Linked DNA regions of Homo sapiens: region 2 is linked to region 1. Evidence: read pairs that join two places in POLR2A ChIA-PET (ENCODE). Cell type or tissue: HepG2. All regions are shown on one strand. Each heading gives the region's core, and the rest is flanking DNA. Links, peaks and the distances in the headings are about the cores only.

Region 1 (10,366 bases), core at 4,576-7,075:
ATCTGAGGTCAGGAGTTCGAGACCAGCCTGGCCAGCATGGTGAAACCTTGTCTTTACTAAACAACAACAAAAAAAAACAGCTCAGTGAGGGTAGCTATTGTCATTACTACTATTTTAATTATTTTTTAAAAAAATTTTCCCATGTTTTAAAATCCTCCATTCATGGCAAACTATTAGTTAATTCTTTTTTTTTTTTTTTTTTTAGATGGAGTCTTGGTCTATTGCCCAGGCTGGAGTGCAGTGGTGCAATCTCGGTTCACTGCAACCTCTGTCTCCCAGTTCAAGCAATTCTCCTGCTTCAGCCTCCCAAGTAGCTGGGATCACAGGCATGCACCACCACACCCAGCTAATTTTGGCATTTTTAGTAGAGACGGGTTTTGCCGTGTTGGCCAGGCTGGTCTGAAACTCCTGACCTCAGGCGATCCACCCGCCTCGGCCTCCCAAAGTGCTGGGATTACAGGTGTGAACCACTGCACCCGGCCGGCAAACTATCTGAATTCTGATCAGGATTCTGGGATAAGACAGCAAGATGAATGGTGTTGGATGCTTATAAAAGTATCCTTTTTTTTGGGGGGGGGGGTTCGGGTAAAAAAAGTACTGAACAGGGAGTCAAAAAATCCCAGATTGAAGGTCTTTTTTGTTCCCTAATGATCAATGAATCTTGAGCAAGCCACTTCTTTGCTTGCCTTGGTTTCTTCATCTTTAAAAAAATTATGATTTTTATTTATTTATTTTAGTTTATTTATTTTATTTTTTGAGACAGAATTTCGCTCTTGTTGCCCAGGCTGGAGTGCAATGGCATGATCTTGGCTCACCTCCCGGGTTCAAGTGATTCTCCTGCCTCAGCCTCCCGAGTAGCTGGGATTACAGGCATGCACCACCACGCCCAGCTAGTTTTGTATTTTTAGTAGAGACGGGGTTTCTCCATGTTGGTCAGGCTGGTCTCGAACTTCCGACCTCAGGTGATCCACCCATCTCGGCCTCCCAAAGTGCTGGGATTACAGGCATGAGCCACTGTGCCTAACCTATTTTTATTTTTATTTTTTGTAGAGACAGGGTCTTGCCATGTTGCTCCTCGCCTCAAGCAATTCTCCTTCCTCAGCCTCCCAAAGAGCTGGGATTACAGGATTACAGGCATGAGCCACCGTGCTCAGCCAGTTTCTTCAACTTTAAATGGAACGATGAAGCATGCCTGCCTGGCTTCTGGATTTGTGTGAAGATCAAATTGAATTAGGTCCGAAAGTGCCTTTTGCAGGTTGTAAAGAGCCATTCGGACATAAAGGCTCAGTTTGTCTTCACCATCTTCCCAGGAAGCATCTGCTGAATGGGGTGACCAGTAGGTCACCGGAATGAGTCACCGAGGTAACACACTAGCAGTGCCGAATGAACAGCGGCTGTCATATTGACCCACTAAAACACCAGGTGGACAGGGGATTATCATTGGAGGCCCAGAGTGCTTAGGTGACGTGCCCAGGGTCTCACTGTTACAGAGGGGGCTTAGGGTCTGGGATGGGCCCAGGACTTCCCAACTCCTGGCCCTGTCCTTGCTGCTCCCCGACCCTGCCCATTCCAAAGGTAAACTGAGCCAGTGGTCCTCCATCTCAGAGCAGGCCTGAGTGCGTGCTGACCCCAAGCCAGATGCAAGAGTTACCCTAAAATCTTCCTGCCCTAAGGGCTTTACAAGTTGGTTAGTCCTGGGATCTTTCCATGTAGCTATACGTAGCAAACCATGTCTCCCAAGGACGTCCTACCTGGAACGCCAATGGGCAGGACAGAGAAAGTGGAGTCCTGAGTCTCACCCTTACCCACCGCATCAGCTCCGCAGCCTTGGGGTTTTTTGTTTGTTTGTTTTTGAGACGGGGTCTCACTCTGTCACCTAGGCTGGAGTGCAGTGGCATGATCATGGCTCACTGCAGCCTCAACCTCCCGGACTCAAGTGATCCTCCTGTCTCAGCCTCCTGAGTAGCAGGACCATAGGCATGTGCCACCATGCCCCGCTAATTTTTTCTATTTTTTGGTAGAGATGGGGGTCTCACTATGTTGCCCTGGCTGGCCCCAAACTTCTGGGCTCAAGTGATCCTCTTGCCTCAGCCTCCCAAAGTGCTGGTATTACCGACATGAGTCATCACCGATACCTGGCCCCTCGGGCCTTCTTATTTTTCTCAAGTATCTCATGTTCACTGCCCCTCACCCAGGCCTTTACTTCTCCTCCTCCCTCTCCAGAGGCAGTGTGCCTAGCACTTAAAAGCAGGGACTTCAGGCTGGGTGCAGTAGCCGTGCATCTAGTCCCAGCAACTCAGGAGGCTGACGCAGGAGGATTGCTTTAGGCCAGGAGTTGGAAACCAGCCTGGGCAACCTAGTGAGACTCATCTCTACAAAACAAAAAAGCAGGAACTCTGGAGTCCAAATACTGGTCCCTGCACTTATCTGCTGTGTGTCCTTGGACAAGTTACTTACCCTTTCTGGGCTCTGGCCCCTTCATCTGTGATATGGGGGTATCGTGGTAGCACAATCACAGCGCTGTGTGAGGAATAAATGGGAGTCCTCACATCCGGCCTGTAGCAGCGCCTGAGCCCCGGCGCACACCCCCCAGGCTCACTGTTTACTTCCCACAGCATAGATGTGGGCCCTCCTGGAGGCCATTTCTGATACCCTACATCCTACTTCTCCGCCCTGCATCCGATCCATAAACCCTCATGGAGTGCTCCCCGGTGCCAGGCTGGACTAGACATGATGCGGAGACTAGCAGGAACCAGACAGGGCCTCCTCTGGGAGCTCTGAGACAGGAGCTCAGAACCCTGTGCGGGAAGCCCCAGGAACTTGCTCTTGAACATTCTCGGGCTCCCCAAGGCCTCCTTCCCTGGGAGCTGAATGAATTGGCCTCACCTGCCAGTCCCCAGGTGACCCCCGGGAAGGAGCTGAGAGCCTGGGACGGGTGCTGGGTTCCTTCTTCATTTTGTTCCTCTGGGTCTGTCCCTGTGCTGAGAAGAATGGCCCCTGGCCCTCTTAACCCAGGAATGCTGAGCATTTCTTAACACCACTAAGGAGGAAGGGGCGGAAGCTTCCTCCCCCAAGCTCTAGAAGGATCCAAATTATTTGCTAAAACCACAGTCCAGGCGAGGTCTGGGCAGATGGGGTTCTCAGAAACCAGGCAGAGATTCTGGCTCCGATTACTCTGTGGGGAGCGGGAAGGGCAGCTGTCCCTAAAAAGGAAAATTAGCCACGCATGGGGGTGGATGGATGGAGGTGAGACCGGAAAAGAACTCTTCTCCGCAGGGCTGTGGGGCTGCCCTGGACATGCATGGGCAGCTGGTCCTCCCAGCCCAGGCCCCTTCTCATCCCACTCCCTACTCCAGGTCTCCACCAGGTCATCCTTTTCTCTCTTCCCAGGCCTTATTTGTCAAATGCCTCTTTCTAGGACCTCTGTTGGCTGGAGTCTGGTCTCAGATCATTCATTCCATAGCTATTTACTATGCGCCAGAAGCTGCACTCACTGGGGGTCCAGGCAGCTCAGGGACGGGGACAGTGTGCTTCATGCGGGCAGGAGCTATGTCGTGTCTTCCGTGGTGTCCCCAGGGCCTGGCTCAGCGTGGCCACAGGCTAGACACAGGAGCAGGACTTGGCAGGGTTGGCCCGGCTTTCCCAGCACCTCCAGGCCCACTCTTTGTCCTCACCTGCATCCCACGGCTCCTTCCTCTCCCCGTCCCTTCCCCAGCTCTGCTCCCCCAGCCCCCACTCCCCTGTTTGCTCAGCTGCCTGTGGGGGCCTGCACTCCACCTCCACTGGGCCCACAGCCAAGGTCAACAGGACCAGCCTCCTGGCCCTGGAGATGTGGGTGCAACACAGGCTCCAACTGAAGGGCACCAGACTCCCCGGACTATTCCTGGGCCGGCTCTCCCCTACCCACCTCCGCCACATTCTGAGTGGTCTCCCAAATACAGACCCAGGAGGCCAATCTCCTGGGCTCCTGTATCAGTCAGGGCTTAACCAGAGAAACAGAACCTGGAGGAAATATAGAGGCAGAGATAAAGATGGACAGATAGATTGCAAGGAATTGGCACATGTGATTGTGGGGCTGGCTGGGAAAGGCTGACAGGTGCAGGCAGGCCAGCGGGAGGGGCGGGCTGGGGCTCAGGCAGGGACTGAAGCCGCTGGCCGTAGGTGGAATTTCTTCCCATCTCCAGATTCCTAACTCCGTCACATCTGCAAAGTCCCTTTTGCCATGTAGGTTAACACATTTGCAGGTTTGCGGGATCAGGACATGGACATCTTTGGGTCATTATCTGGCTCACCGCAGCCCCAGAGGGCCTACTGCCCTTCCATTTGTTCATTCACTCATTTCTTTCTTCCTTCCTTCCTTCCTTCCTTCCTTCCTTCCTTCCTTCCTTCCTTTCTTTCTTTCTTTCTTTCTTTCTTTCTTCTTTCTTTCTTTTTCTCTTTTCTTTCTTTCGTTCTTTCTTTTTTCTTTCTTTCTTTCTTTCTTTCTTTCTTCTTTCTTTCTTTTTCTCTTTCTTTCTTTCTTTCATTCTTTTCTTTCCTTTCTTTCTTTTGAAATGGAGTCTCGCTCTATTGCCCAGGCTGGAGTGCAGTGGCGCGATCTCGGCTCACTGCAACCTCCGCCTACCGGGTTCAAGCGATTCTCCTGCCTCAGCCTCCCGAGCAGCTGGCGTTACAAACGTGAGCCACCACGCCTGGCTAGTTTTTGTATTTTTAGCAGAGACGGGATTTCACCATGTTGGCCAGGCTGGTTTCAAACTCCTGGCCTCAAGCGATCTGCCCTCCTCGACCTCCCAAAGTGCTGGGATTACGGGCGTGAGCCACCGCGCCCGGCCTCATTCACTCATTTCTTTTCCCAGGGTCCACCTACCCAGGCTAGGCCTGCTGTGCTGAGGACACCGAGGGAGGCAGACCGTGGCCCTGCCCACCATAATTAAGTGTTGGAGGCCACTGTCTAGGGGTAGAAGCAGCCACAGAAACATAGAGATACAGAGAAACAGGTGACTCAGTGAGGTCAGGGCACAGGACCTTTATGACATGTGGGGAGGGTGAGGTCTGAGAATGGAGGAGGGAAAGACCGGCTGTGTGGAGGGAAGGGGGTGCCTGTGGGGCCTCGCCCCTGGAGCCCTGGGACCCTCCTGCGCTAGGGGTGCAGAGTCCACAGCGAGGGACAGTGCACAGTTAGGCAGGCTCTATGCAGTCAGTTTTACTCCAACCCTTTGTTGGCAAGAGGGGAGGGAATCGGTTATATTAAAACAAACACAGACAGAGCAGGGAGTGCGAAGGCCACGTTCATAAGGTTCCTTCAGTAAACAACAAAGACCTGGAGAACTGTCGAGTGAGCCTCTAGTTCAGTTCCTTGACCCGCCTTTTCCCTCCCCACTTTCTCCTGTATCCCACCAGCTCCTCTTGCAATGAGGCACTGCTGTGGGTTTGAGAAGCGCTGAACGGCCCAGAGCTCAGCCTGGACTAGAAAGACTCAGGTGCGCCAGGCGTAGTGGCTCACGCCTGTAATCCCAGCACTTTAGGAGGCCGAGGCAGGCGGATCACCTAAGGTTGGGAGTTCAACACCAGGCTGACCAACATGGAGAAACCCTGTTTCTACTAAAAATACAAAATTAGCCGGGCGTGGTGGCACATGCCTGTAATCCCAGCTACTCAGGAGGCTGAGGCAGGAGAACTGCTTGAACGTGGGAGGGGGAGGTTGCAGTGAGCCGGGATCGCGCCATTGCACTCCAGCCTGGGCAACAAGAGCACAATTCCATCTCAGAAAAAAAAAGAAAAAAGAAAAAAAGGAAGGCTCAGGTGCTCCTTCATTCAACCACAGTCACAGAGATGCCCAGCCAGGTTCTTCCTGCCAACATGCACGTCTGAGGCAGGGACCTGGCCGAGGGCTGGCTGGTCAATAAAAGGCCCCTCCCTTCACGGCCTTCCCTGTCCCCACCTCCTAACCTCTGGTTTTCACCAGCTTCCTCTAGCTTCTTTTCAACACAGCTTTCACTGCTGGCGGCCTCTGTGTCTTTGATATCCCGCTAGGTGCCGGGCTCTCTGCTCAGCAGTGCGGATGCAAGAGGAAACCAGGGTGGCCCATCAAAGCAGCCCCTGGGTTTGAATCCTGGCCCCACCACTTAAAGCGGAGTGCGGGAAGTTTCCTTTCCTCGTCTGTCAAATTAGGGTATTTCCCCACCCTCACACCTGGCTTAAGGCACTCATCTTCAGCTCAGGAGGAATCCTGCTCACAGTTACAAAGGCTCAGTTACTCAACCTCCTGCTGCAATAGATCACACCCTCCACTTCAAGAACAGTCCCCAGAAAAGCAGCCACTGTGACTGCCGGGTTCACCACAGCGTCGCCAGTGTCTCTCACCGGGTCTGGCACGCGGCAGGGGCACAATAAATACCCCCCCTTCATTCCTTCAGCTTATGCATATTAATCATCAGACAAGTGCTAAGACTTAGGCATATCTTTTCTCATTTTCCAGCTGAGCAAAGTGAGACTCAGAGAGGTCAAGTGGCTTGCCCATAGTCACACAGCAAGTAAGTGACTAAGCTGATATTTAGAACTAGTTCTTCCACCAGACTTTTTCCACTTGACCCAAAGTGTCAAAGTGTAGAAATATGGAGGCAAGGAAAGGGTTGGTCTTTTGGGAAGATGACCAGAACAGCAGATGAGAAATGGGCTGGGGCAGGTTCCCTATGGGCATTGAAGGTCAAGTGGGGGATAGGAGGGCTTAGGCTGTCATCCTGTAGGCCACAGGACTGGAGGTTTGTTCCTGCTTTGGGCCCTTGTAAAACTAAAGTGGAGGCCGGGCATGGTGGCTCACGCCTGTAATCCCAGCACTCTGGGAGGCCGAGGTGGGCAGATCACCTGAGGTTGGGAGTTTGAGACCAGCCTGACCAACAAGGAGAAACCCCATCTCTACAGATACAAAATTAGCAGGGCGTGGTGGCACATGCCTGTAATCCCAGCTACTTGGGAGGCTGAGGCAGGAGAATTGCTTGAACCTGGGAGGCAGAGGTTGCGGTGAACCAAGATCATGTCATTGCACTCCAGCCTGGGCAACAAGAGCGAAACTCCGTCTCAAACAAACAAAAAATAAAGTGTCACAGGCAGACGGCTTATCACACTACTCAGTTTTCTTACCTGAAAACATGGCACAGATGTACTGATAAGGGTTAATAATCCCAGTGGAAAGAGTTTGAGCCTTGGCGTCAAATATATCTGGGTTAAAATTCCAGCACTACCACTTCCTGGTTGGGGGACCTCAGCAAACAATAAAATGATTTACCCGTCTGCCTCTCAGTGTCCAGCTCAGGAGAATAGGTCTGATCTTTTTTTTTTTTTTTTTTTTTTGAGACAGAGTCTCGCTCTGTTGCCCAGGCTGGAGTACAGTGGCGCAATCTCGGCTCACTGCAACCTCCATCTCCCGAGTTCAAGTGATTCTCCTGCCTCAGCTTCATGAGTAGCTGGTACTACAGGCATGCGCCACCACGCCCAGCTAATTTTTGTATTTATTTATTTATTTTTTTAGTAGAGACGAGGTTTCAGCATGTTGGCCAGGCTGTTCTCGTACTCCTGACCTCAAGTGATCCACCCGCCTCAGCTTCCCAAAGTGCTGGGATTACAGGCGTGAGCCACTGTGCCCTGCCTGATCTTTTTATTTATTTATTTTTTTCCCAAGACGGAGTCTTGCTCTGTCACCCAGGCTGGAGTACAGTGGCTTGATCTTGGCTCACTGCAACCTCCACCTCCCGAGTTCAAGCGATTCTCCTGGCCCATCCTCCTGAGTAGCTGGGATTACAGGCACGTGCCTCCACGCCCAGCTAATGTTTGTATTTTTAGTAGAGATGGGGTTCCACTATGTTGGCCAGGCTGTCTCGAACTCCTGACCTCAGGTGATCCACCCACCTCGGCCTCCCAAAGTGCTGGGACTACAGGTGTGAGCCACTGCGCCTGGCCACTCTATGGGCTTTTCATTTCTTTCTTTCTTTCTTTTTTTTTTTTTTTGAGACAAGGTCTCACTCTGTCACCCAGGCTAGACTGCAGTGGTACAATCACAGCTCACTGTAGCCTTGACCTTCCAGGCTTGAGCCATCCTCCCACCTCAGCCTCCCAAGTAGCTGGGACCTCAGGCTCATGCCACCATGCCCAGCTAGTTTTGATTTATTTTTTGTAGAGATGAGGTCTCACTTTGTTACCTAGGCTGATCTCGAACTCCTGGACACAAGCATCTTCCTGCCTCGGCCATCCAAAGTGCTGGGATTACAGGTGTGAGCCACAGTGCCTGGCTTCTTTTTCTTTTTGTTTCTTTTCTTTTTTTTTTAAGAGTCAGGGTCTCAAGCCGGGAGCGGTGTAATCCCAGCACTTTGGGAGGCTGAAGTGGGTGGATCACTTGAGGTCAGGAGTTCGAGACCAGCCTGGTCAACATGGTGAAACTCCATCTCTACTAAAAACGCAAAAATTAGCCAGGTGTGGTGGTACATGCCTGTAATCCCAGCTACCAGGAGGCTGAGGCAGGAGAATTGCTTGAACCTGGGAGGCAGAGGTTGCAGTGAGCTGAGACTGAGCCACTGCACTCCAGCCTGGGCGATAGGGCGAGGCTCCGTCTTAAGAAAAAAAAAAAAAAGTCAGGGTCTCACTCTGTCACCCAGGCTAGAGTGCAGTGGCATGATCATACCTCATTGCATCCTCCAATTCCTGGGTTCAAGCGATCCTCCCACTTCACCCTCCCAAATTGCTGAGATTACTAGTGTGAACCACCACACCTGGATAATTTAAAAAAATTTTTTTGTAGAGATGGGAATCTCACTATATTGCCCGGCCTGGTCTCGAACTCCTGGTCTCAAGGGATCCTCCCACCTCCCAAAGTACAAAGATTACAAGCATGAGCCACCACACCCAGCTAATTTCTTATTTCAGTAAATGGGGCCTGGAGGTGGAAATTCAGCACTGGACACAAACCCTGGAGCCTCTAGAGCCTAATTCAGAATACAGTCAGAGAATGGACACCCACCAAGTCCAGGCACCTGGTTCCTGAAGCCCCCAGTGATTTAAAATAAGGAGCTCCCATATAAGGTAACAAGGGTGGTCAGATTTAACAAATACAAATACGGAACAGCTGGCTTGAATTTCAGATAAATAAATAACTTTCTAGCATAAGTATGTCCCAAATATTGCATGGGACAAACTTACACTAAAAAGTTCTTTTTCTGTATTGGAAATGCAAATAATTCAAATTTAAGTAGGCATCTTGTATTTTATCGGGCAACCCTAAACACAGTGAAAGAAAAAAATGAGAAAGTTCTGTATGTGCTGATATGAAATGCTGTCTGTTTGGGCTGTGGTAACAAAATACCTTAGACATGGGTAATTTATAGATGATAGAAATTTATTAGCCAGGTGCCGTGTCTCACACCTGTAATCGTAGCACTTTGGGAGGCCGAGGCAGGTGGATCACCTGAGGTCAGGAGTTTGAGACCCACCTGGCCAACATGGTGAAACCCTGCCTCTACTAAAAACACAAATAAAAAAATTAGCCAGGCCTGGTGGCATGCGTCTGTAATCCCAGCTACTCGGGAGACTGAAGTGGGAGAATCGCTTGAACCCGGGAGGCGGAGGTTGCAGTGAGCGGAGATTGTGCCATTACACTACAGCCTGGGCAACAAGAGCGAAACTCCGTCTTAAAAAAAAAAAATGGCCTGGTGTGGTGGCTCACGCCTGTAATCCCAGCACTTTGGGAGGCCAAGGCAGGCAGATCACGAGGTCAAGCGATTGAAACCATCCTGGCCAACATGGTGAAATCCCGTCTCTACTAAAAATACTGGGCATGGTGGCGTGTGCCTGTAATCTCAGCTACTAGGGAGGCTGAGGCAAGACCATCGCTTGAACCAGGGAGTTGGAGGTTGCAAAGCGATACTCTGTCTCAAAAAAAAAGAAGAGTATAGGAAGTATGTTAAGTATAAGCAACTGGAAACATGGGCTGCTTCTTGGAAGAGGACCTAGGTGGCAGGAACAAGACAGGGTAGAAGACTTTGTCTTACTGTGCCCGCTTTGTACCTTTTGAATTTTGTACCATGTAACTATTTCATGCAGGCAAAAAAATGAATAACATAATTAGGCTCTTTTGTCCTGACCCCACTCCCTGAATCCTTAACCTCCTGCATTTTAGAAATACTCCAGAGCTTGTCTTATTCTTACCAAAATTCCTGTAGGCCTTTGACTCCTGACTCACCCTGTCTGCAGTGTCCCCCAGCCTGCAGGGGTGGGTGAGTCACAGCAACCCTCAGCCACCAGCTGTTTTCCATCTGCCGGCCTTCCTGGGGGAGAGTCCCTTCCAGCTGTAGCCCCTGTCTATGGGAAAAGTCTCATG
Region 2 (10,366 bases), core at 4,150-6,649, 740 kb after region 1:
TCAGCTGAACCACCTCTTCCTCAGAGAGGCCTTCCCTGACCACTTCTCCCTCCCAAATTTGCTTCTCCCTTGCCAGCACTTACCCCACGCTGAAGCCCTGCTGTGACTGTGTAATGTCTCTCTCCCCTATTAGACTGGAAGCCGCATGAGGGCAGGGACCATGTGGGGTTTTGGCTCACCACACTGTCCCCTGTGCTTAGCACAGGGCCAAGCCTATAGAATAGGAATCAATCCATAATTATTGATTGGGTAAACAAATGACACATGAAGGAAGGAAATTAATCAGTTTTTCTGTACTTCACAGTTTCTTCTTCTGTAAAATAAATATAAGAAAGTGTCTACCTTAAAATAATTTTTAACATTTATAGAGCACCTCCTACGTACCAGTATTTTACATATACTTACTCCTTTAATCCTCACAACAGCCCAGATAGTGTTAATATCATCCCCATTTTACAGGTGACAAAACTGAGGCACAGAGAGTTTCAGTGACCTCCCCTCATTTACTCAGATTTGAACCCAGGCAGTGCCTCCAGCAGCCTCAGCATTAACCACACACTAAACTGCCAGGGGGGGTTGGGGAGGGGTCCTGGAGGTGGTAGCTTTGGCGCTGCTGTAGCCCTGCTGCCCCAAGAGCTTGAAGCCTCGTGAGCAGAGCCAACTATTGCTAAACACTATAACCAGGGGACGCTCAGGGATCCAGCTGCCTCTCACATCTGGGAAGATTTCCTGGAACCAAGACACCCTGGCTGAGTCAGGCACCCGCATCTGACAATATGGCCAGAGAGTTTTTACGAAATGTGAACCAACTGGACTCTCAACAGCTTCTCCCCACCCCACCCCAACCTGTGAGTGGGACTCTGATCTTGCCTGGGGCTCCAGCCCAGCCCCTCAGGGTTCAGGGGTAAATCTCACTTCCCCGAGGTTGGGTTAGGTATGGTTATGTGACCAGCTGTGGCCAATGAGAAGCGAGAAGAGGCTTTTGGACAGAAGAATCTCTGATTCTCTTTCACCCACCCTTGCCACATCCATGAAACGGAAGGGTTCGTCGCTGGGTTTTGAGACTTTTTTCCATGAAGCTGAAGGCCAAGGGAGCTGAAAGCCTTGCCACTGAATGCTGAAACAACCTTCACTGGCTACTTTAGAGATAACATTCATAGGTCACCATGGTAATGGTGGCTTCGGTTGTTTTTCAGGAATTGGGCCAGCTGAAACCAGTTGAGACCCTTCAGCTGGGGAACCGTATATGTGCCCAAGAGATGGCCATTTGATATTGGAGGACCAAAAGCACCACGCTCAGATCAGGCCAATGCATCTGTTTTCTGTATGTGTCCTATGAAATGCCATGAACCCCAACTATGCTTGTACAGAACAAACCGGTTACGTCATTCTTCCCCACTGCCAATCACCTGTCCCCACACCTTAGATCACCCCACTTCTCTAACCCATTCATATCCCTAAACCTTGTCTTTGGGGAGGCAGATTTGAACGCTGTTCTCCCACCTCCTTGCTTGGCAGGCTTGTGAATCAATCTTTTCTCTTTTGCAAATCCCAAGTCACAGCGATTGGCTGCACACTGGCAGAACAGATTGGGACCTGGCGGGTGATACCCAGATATGACACCTGGACCCAGAACAGAAATCTCATGGCCACCATCTTGAGACTGCCATCCTGTGGCCCTGAGGGAAGCTGGCTGTATTAGTTCGTTCTCACACTGCTATGAAGAACTGCCTGAGGCTGGATAATTTAGAAAGGAAAGAGGTTTAATTGACTCACGGTTCCACATGGCTGGGGAGGCCTCAGGAAACTTACAATCGTGGTGGAAGGCGAAGGGGAAGCAAGGCACCTTCACATGCTGGCAGGAGAGCGAAGTGCAGAGTGAAGGGGGAAGGGTCCCTTATACAACCATCAAAACTCGTGAGAACTCACTCACTATCACGAGAAAAGCATGAGGGTAACCGCCTTCATGATCTAATCGCCTCTCACCAGGTGCCTTCCCCAACATGTGGGGATTGCAATTTGGATTACAATTCAAGATGAGATTTGGGTGGGGACACAGAGCCAGATCATACATCATTGGCCTAAGGGCAAATCTGTTGTGCTGAGAATGGAGATATGGGGCAGACCCAGGTCCTTAGCGAGCTGCTGAGCTGCTCAGCTGCTGAATTGACGGACCCTGAGCCGCCCTGCCTGGGACTTAGGGTTACTTTTCTCTCTTGCTGCTTTGGGTTGAATATGTGTACCTTGCACCCAAAAGCATCTTAACAAATACAGAAACTACGAGGCAAAAAGCAGAGGGGGAAAGGGAGACTTCTGCACGTTCTTAGGTTTCAGAACAAGGAGAGCCCCACCAGAAGCTTTGGGAGAGGTTGCCTTGAGCCCTCTCCCGACACTCAGAGGAGCTCAGATGAGCTCAAGGAGCGTCATCCCTGGGTGACGGGGTGGGGAGGTGCAGAGGGGAAACAAGAGATGAGTTAGGATTGGGATTCCTGGCCAAAGTGATCCTGTCTCCTCCTTCCCAGGCAGACCCCCAACAGGTTTGGGACATCCGAGCTTCAGAGGAGCCATTCTTCTCTTCCTGGGCAAAACCCTAGAAAGGCAGCTGAGACCCCAGGGAAGAAATGGCCCCAGGGTGTATCCGGGCAGATAGGGCTGGGTGAGACAGCCCTCAGAGAGGCAAGGAACTTGTGTACAGGAAGCACCCAGGTGTCCCAAGAGGGATGAGGACCCGGGAGGCGCTGTGGGAGTGAGCATGAATCAGGAGGTATGGGAGTGGGACCCGGAGCCCAGAGCAGATGGGACATTGCCAAACTCGCAGAGGAAACGTGGACATGGAGTGCCCCAGCTCCTCCCTGCTGGCAGGGAGGGGCACTTAGATGCAGCCGCAGGGAAATATCGGGGGGCGGGGAGGAATCCCAGCTGCCAAAATCACATTTCTTTGACTTCAGCCCATGGAAATGCCTAATGGGAGTGAAATTTACTCAGAGAACTAAAGCACGGCCTGTTTTGTATACATCTGCATTTGTGGCATCCATTCCTTCCCACCAGAAGCGAAGAGCAGCCAGCCACCTGCAGGAACCGCCCCACCCTCCCACTCTACTGCTGACCTGCAGAGGGTCACCTCTTTCCTCCACGCGCCTACAGCCAGCCCTCTCCAATGACTCCTTCCTCCCGTGAAGCAACCCTACTTCTGCCGCCAATGCCACCACCTCCAGGCTGCAACTCCACAGCCCACCTGACTGTATGCTACGACCCCAGCCCCCAGGTGCTGGTCACCACCGCCTCCTGTCCTCCTGGGTCTGAAGGCCAGCTGCTCCAAAGCCACGCCAGCTTAGCCCCACGCACCCTTGACTCGTGTCCTGGAAATCCCTCCTTCCTCTCTGGCTCCTGCGGCCACCCGCTGGCCTCACCCATAATGTTCTTGACATCTGTTTCTGGTCATGTTAAGTTTCTGCCTGTGTTTCTCCTTTCCTCCAGACGCACACGTGGCAGTATGTGGCTACTGTGACGGGCCTGCCAAGTGGAGGAGGAGGCGGGGAGAGGAGAGGGGGGCTGCAGGGCCTCCTCCCTGGCCAGAGACTGTTGCTTCTCACTTCGCCCCGCACCTTTCCCACGATGCTCAGAGAGGTCACTCATCGAACCCATGCCATTTGAGCACGGCTGTGTGCCAGACACTGCTAATACCGAGATACATCGTCACGTGGAGTCCTCTATCGGAACAAAGCCAAGACTCACAGAGAGGAAGTGACAAGCCCCGGTCATACTATAGGAAAAATAATGTTGTGCGCCCTGAACCAGGAGCTGGTCTAAGGAAAGGGTGTGCTGGGGTCAGAACCCGCAGCCTGGCTCCAGATTCCATACATGCCGGCGTCTGAGCACTCACCACCTCTCTCAGGCTTCCCCAGCCCTGTCCCGTACACTTAGTATTCTCTGGGACAACTGCTGCTAATTTCACGTTTTCTGTCCCACTGCCACTTCTCCATGGGTCCTGGTTTGGGGTTCTGAAAATAGCCATGCCCCTGCAGCCTTGGATACCCTGAAGTCCTCAGTGGGGTAAGAGAGAAGGGCTTTTGCATCTGATATTACAGATAAGGACAATATGGGGCCCAAAAAGGCTAAACGATTTACCCAGCACCCTCCAGTCCTCCAGCCAAACAAGGGACTCTCCTGGGCAGAGCTGCCACAGGAGCCCACCTCCTGGCACCCCGGCCTGCTGGCTTCCCACTGGCTAACGAAAGCCTTGTGGGAGAAACACCCTGGTAGACCCTTAATCCAAGCTGGACCCCGTCCCCCCAACAACCCCCAGCTGCCCTCCTGCCTCCTCTCTGCTGTTGAATCTCTCACCAACTTCAAAGTCAATTGGGGACATGCCTCCCCCTCCAGGATGACATCATGATTCACCCAGTTTCTAGGCGTTCTATGTCCTCCCCTGGACCATGGCACAGGCCCCCTCACTGCCTCCAGCTTCACCCTCTGCAGCCTGTGCTCCACCTGGCTGCAGAGTGATCTGCCTCTTAAAGGCACCCCAGCACCTAAGAAAGAGGTCAATCCTAGACTTAGCCTGACATTCCAGGCCTTTCCTGTCTCAAACCCCATTCTGCTCTCCTTGCCTCCTTTCCAGACATCTATCCAACCTACTGGTCTCTCCCACTGCCCAGAGCATAGACTACATTGGTCCGCCTGCAACCCTTTCCTCTCATCAGCTCCTTGCCCCATGTCAAGTGCCTTTGAGACTCCTATTCACCCTCCAAGGCCCTTCCCACATGTCCCCTCCACTAAGAAGCCTTCCCAGATCGCCACATAAGAATTATCTACTCCCTTCCCCACACTCCCATGTGGCAGAGGAGCTCCTGCGCTCATCTCCCCAGGAAGGCTGAACACTTCCAGACACAACCTAACCTAGCCCATGAAATGGATCCAGCCCATCTATCCAGACAGCAGGTCACCAGGGACACCATCAAGCTAAAATCCCTGCACCAGCTCTGCCCCTGATTTTAACTCAGGCTCCCATCTAATCACCCTTTCCCCCTTAATCTTCCCTGCACTTGCCCCGGGCCACTCAACAAAACGATGGCAAGGTGGGGGTGAGGTCGCCCTGTCTGGGGTACACTCCTTGTCAGGGGTATTTTTCATTTCCCACGGCTGCTTCCCCTCTTGACCACCCTTTCCTTCCCCTTCCTCATTGCCTAACGTTTCAGGCGGAAAACGTTTTCAAAATATGTAACTTAAAGGGATTGCCCCAGAGGTGATTACATGGGCATTCAGCCAGCTTGCTGAGGTCATCAGTACTAAGCATGGCAGATCTCCTGGGGGACGCTGTGCCCCACAGACCTGGCAGCAGGATTGGGGGCCTCCAGTTTCCCAGGACCTTTGACCAACCCCCGCCAAGAACGTGCCCATTGGGAGAAGCTTGTCACAAAGATCTAGTGGCTCTTAGCACCCATCCGGGTGCCATTGAGTCAGAAACCCAGACCTAGCGCAAAAAAACCTGGCCTAGACAGTCCAGAGGCCACATCTGAGCCCTGGGTGGAGGAATGTGTGCAGTGGGTCAGATGGGATGACACAAAGACAGCCGGCCTCTGTTCCCTGAACTAATGTGGCCTGGAACTGTCTGGGGGACTTGGCTTCAGTTTACAAAGGATAAGCTTCAATCCTCCTGCAGGCACTTGGCAAGAAGTTTCAAAGCTTTGCTGCCTCAGCGATCAGCAAATGGCTCATCCTTGTGCTGTACACGACAAAAGGCTCCTGGCTGGCACTCAGGACAGCCTTTGTCCCAAGGCTGGTGAGGCCGATTGTGTACAAATAGAGCCTGGCCCAGAAACACGCTGGAGATCGCTCCCCGGGGTAGCCTCTGACATGGGAGGAGCCTCTTTGGCAAGAGCTGTATGACCCTGAGGTGCAGTGGGAAGCCTCCCTTCAGTGTCAGGGGACCTCCGAGGAAACGGAGACCTGTCTGCCCCTGCAAGGTGGGCTGCTGGGCTGGGCTGAATCCTGGCACAGGTGTATGGTCAGTTCTCGATAGCATGCTTCTTCCACCTGGTGCCCAAAAGCCATGCAACACACCAGGGACAACACAGATAGAGCAGGATGCCCGGTCAAGTCTGTTGGGAAATCAGCGTCGGTCACTTTAAATATACTTATGTGAGTAGCCACCAGGCTAGCCTAGAGAGTCCAAACTTGACGACATATTAGAAAGCCAGGCCGGGCACGGTGGCTCACGCCTGTAATCCCGGCACTTTGTGAGGCCGAGGTGGGCAGATCACAAGGTCAGGAGTTCAAGACCAGCCTGGCCAACATGGTGAAACCCCCATCTCTACTAAAAATACAAAAATTAGCTGGGCGTGGTGGTGGGCGCCTGTAATCCCAGCTACTCGGGAGGCTGAGGCAAGAGAATCACTTGAACCTGGGAGGTAGCGGTTGCAGAGAGCCAAGATTGCGCCACTGTACTCCAACCTGGGTGACAGAGAGACTCCATCTCAAAAAAAAAAGAAAGCCAGATCCATCAAGATGCTCCACTGTACAATGTAGTAGTGTGTGTTTTCCCACAGAGAAGATCCAACAGTTCTCTCATCATAATTAAACGCAAAACATGCGACAGGGTCCCCGGGGCGGGAGGTGGGGGGGCTTGCGTGTGCCTCACTGGAGCATAAACGGCACAGGTGCTCAGCTCTGCGCCACACAGTTGGCGCTCAGCAGATGCTGAGCATGAACGCGGCACTCATCAAGCAACCTGGCATCTGATCCTTATGTCCACCGCATGAGGTAGATTACCATTGTCCCCATTTTACAGACAGGAAACCGAGGCGCAGAGATATGGGGACTTGCCCGAGGTCACAACCAAAGAGTGACACGGCTGACTCTATGCTGGTGCCACTAGCTCCAAGGCGCGCCAGCTGCGTGAGTGACCTGGGGGCTCGCTTCTTTGTGGGCAGGGAGCACGCAGAGTGGGCAGAGGGAGCCGAGCAGAAAGAACCAGTCTGAATCGCCAAGAGGAGACAGCATTCTTTAATCATGCTGGACGGCAGGGCGTGGCGGGGTCAGGCAGGGGCAGGATCAGGCAGGGTGGTTTATAGCACAGGTCTTCCTGGCACTTGGTCAGACCCTGTTTCCGTCATCTGGCCATGGAGCCACGGCTCCTCGGCTGTGAGCACCAGAGATCACCCCCCGGGGCACCTCAGCCCCAGAGTCTGCATGAGCACCAATGGGCGGAGGCCGCCTCCCTCTGGGGAGAAGGGCAGGCCACCTGGGTTTGGAAGGCTAGGGGAACACCAGGCCACCCCACCCTGGAAGAAGAAACGGAAGGCCTGAGGTCCCTCCTTTGCTCTAGCTCCCCAGACCTGCTGAGGGCTCTAAAGCCTGGGGCTTCCGTGGCCCTTCTCCTGCAGGTGTTTGTAAAGGCAGCACCAGGCCGGAGGAGGGCTCTGAGACGAGGAGCTGCCCACCCGGGCCTTAGCACCTTGATAAAGCCTGGAGAGTCGGGGCACTGGGCCGGTGAGAGGGGCATGAGGGGCAGAGAGCACCTGGGGACAGACATCAGTGTCTGAGGGCAGCTGGAGGCCCTGGGGAAACGGAAGTTCAGATGACTTTGGTGGAAGGGACTGAGCAAGGCCCTGGCAGAGCCCTGGGAGGAGGCAGGAAGGGGATCCCAGTGAGGAGGGCAGGTCTTCTCGCAGGATGCCGTATCAGCTGTGGGGAGAGCTATGGGTGTGGGTTCCATTCTTCGGGGGCCACTTCACCCCCCAAATGCCCCCACACTCCTGGGTCCTCTCCTCACAGAACCCTTGACCTGGCCAAGGCCCCCTGGGGTTTGCTGTAACGATGAGCACTGGGCAGGTGGATGAGGAACGGGAAGGAGATACCTGCCCCTGCCACCGGGACCCCGTCCCACCAGCCTTGGGGAGCAGTGGGTAATGGAGGACCAGCAGCACCTGAACACCCAGAACACAGGCCCCCATGAGCTCTGGGTCTGCTTTAAAACCTATGTACACATCTCTCCCCGCCTGGGCTGGACTGGCCAGTCACTGAGGGCAGGGGCAGGGCCTGTGTCTGACCCCCTCACCCTTCCCGGGACCCAGCACAGAGTGAGTGCTCAGTGTTTAATGAATGAATAAATGAACGGTGGCTGCAGTGGTGCAGGCCTGAGCAAGAGAAGAGGGGGAAGGGGTAAAGAGAACATAGCACGGGGAGCCCTGGAGGGATGAGAGAATTTAAGAATGTTGGAATTGGCCAGGCACGGTGGCTCACACCTGTAATCCCAGCATTTTGAGAGGCCGAGGCGGGTGGGTCACCTGAAGTCAGGAGTTCAAGACCAGCCTGGCCAATATGGTGAAACCCCATCTCTACTAAAAATACAAAAATTAGCCAGGCATGGTAGCAGGCGCCTGTAATCCCAGCCACTAGGGAGGCTGAGGCAGAAGAATCGCTTGAACCCGGGAGGCAGAGGTTGCAGTGAACTGAGATTGCACCACTGCACTCTAGCCTGGGCAACAGAGCAAGACTCTGTCTCAAGAAAAAAAAATGTTGGGAGAATTCTAGAATGTGGGGAGGATTCCAGAATGTTCAGAAAGTACTAGAATATTGAGAAAGTCCTAGAACCTGGTTGCTCCAGTGTGGTTCATAGACTGACCCCATCAGCATCACCCAGGAACATATGAGAAACACAGAATCCTGGACCCACTCAGACCTGCTGAGTCAGAATCTGCATTTAACACGAACCCCGGGTGATTCGCATGCATTTCCAAGTTTGAGAAGTGCTGGGCTACGAGGCTGGGAAAGTTCTAGAATATTTAGGTTAGCAAGCTTCTTAAAATAGGTCCAAGAGAGAAGAGAGGAGCAGAAATAGGCTGGGAGGGATGATGGCAGCCAAGATAGAAGCAGGGTCTCCCCAGAATGCCAGGTCCCCGGGGACCTCCCTGGCCTTCCTGCTTCACAGCAGTGCAAACTGAGCCCTGCAGGGGACGGGACCAGCACCTGAGCTCTCCAGCCGGGAGGGTGGCCCAGAGGCCCTCAGTCGTCCTCGGCCTTGATGAGGTGGCCGCTGAAGGTGATGTAGGTGTCGAAGTCGTTGCTGTAGATGGCGTTCTCGCGCTGGCGCTTGAAGAGCCGCACCCAGACGCGGTCCCCGTAGGCCAGGTCCAGCATCACACTCTGGCTCTGCATGATGCTGCGCTCGCTGGGCTGCGCGTACAGGATGACAGCCTCTTTCTGGTTATGCATAATGTGCACGTACGTCTCCTTGTAATTCCAGCTGTGCACATTGAGGCTGAAGAAGTAGATGCCACGCAGGGGAGCAGCAAACTGGCCGGTCGCCATGTCAAAGCACCCATCAAGGTTCACAAAGACCCTTTCGAAGAGCAGCGTCTGGAAGTCCTCGCCGCTGTGCAGGGCCGTCTTGCGGCCCACTGAGAAGGCGAAGAAGCGCTTCTGGCACGGGGCGCCGGGGCTGCCCATCTCCCCCTTGTCACCCTTGCTGCCCTGAGGGCCAGGCTCCCCTTGGGGACCCTCCCTGCCCATGTACCCTGGCAGGCCCATTGGGCCTGGGTCCCCTTTGTCACCTGTGGGGATAAAAAGGGGACAAGTCAGGGTGGACATCTGAGCCTGCTCCAAGGAGGTGCCCACACTCATCTGTGACGGCTCTGCCCCTGTCCTGGCCCAGAGAAGAAGCCAGCATTTATTTAGCACCTACTGTATGCCAGACATTGCCTCCCCACATGCCTGCCTAAAGAAAACATCATGACCGTCTTCACTTCACAGAGAGGGTGAGTGACTCACCCCGGGCCACACAGTGCAGGAGCAGAAGAGGCAGGACTTAAAATATGGTCTGTCCCCAGGGTGACTTGACTTCCCCTCACCCAGCAGGGAGGGTCCGACTGGTGTCTCTGGGAGGCCAGGCCCAGGCCCCCACCCCAGGACCACAGCGCAGTCCAGGCTGGCAGGGATGTGGGGTGTGCTGGAACATACTTTGGGTTTCTGACCCAGGGAAGAAACCAAGAAAAATACATTTGCCCACCTGGAGGAAAAGCCCAGGTTAGGAGCCAGGAAGCCCTTGGTTGGCAGTCCTGCCCTGTGTGACCTCGGGCACTCCACGGCTGGGGTCTCGGTTTTCTGGTCTATATTTTAAAGAGGATTATGTCCACCTCAGGGGTGTTTGTGAGCCCTCAACAAAATGTCCTGTGGGAAAGCACTTTGCAAACTCTGCAACTAAGAGGCAGAACAGTTCACCCAGCACGGCTGGCCCATCCCGACCTGCTCTGAGGTCTGGCAGCATCTACAATGGCCCCCAGGCAGGCACAGCCCTGCCCGGCCCTTAGTCCAGGCTGACTTTCAACATAAGAAAAGCAGGTGACCACCCACGCCTGGAGGGACC

The links. ChIA-PET counts read pairs that join two places held together with the same protein. Peaks named below come from ENCODE experiments on the same cell type or tissue, not always from the same donor. Only the 100,000 strongest peaks of a DNase experiment are listed, where the experiment ranks them.
Region 2: POLR2A ChIA-PET joins it to region 1 with 5 read pairs; 1 of 35 experiments calls an interaction of 5 or more read pairs at or near these places.

The regions. Positions count from the first base shown.
Region 1 is chr22:36,429,704-36,440,069 of GRCh38, forward strand. No RefSeq gene overlaps it. Among named protein-coding and RNA genes, the nearest start is that of MYH9-DT, 46 kb to the left of the region's middle. RefSeq lists enhancers at 2,279-2,914, 5,942-6,071, 6,093-6,728. In HepG2, for the core only: no CTCF peak of the experiment used is centred there; DNase peaks (open chromatin) are centred at 5,128 and 5,988; H3K4me3 peaks cover 1,312 bases.
Region 2 is chr22:37,173,182-37,183,547 of GRCh38, forward strand. It overlaps IL2RB-AS1 (IL2RB and C1QTNF6 antisense RNA 1), which reads left to right. Exons shown (of 2, transcript NR_199008.1): 2 at 9,248-10,366. It overlaps C1QTNF6 (C1q and TNF related 6), which reads right to left. Exons shown (of 3, transcript NM_031910.4): 3 at 6,985-9,554. The coding sequence ends at 9,007. It also overlaps a transcript of IL2RB not described here. Among named protein-coding and RNA genes, the nearest start is that of C1QTNF6, 9.9 kb to the right of the region's middle. RefSeq lists a promoter at 1,813-2,071 and enhancers at 6,445-7,305, 7,306-8,165. In HepG2, for the core only: no CTCF peak of the experiment used is centred there; DNase peaks (open chromatin) are centred at 5,260 and 5,580; H3K27me3 peaks cover 648 bases.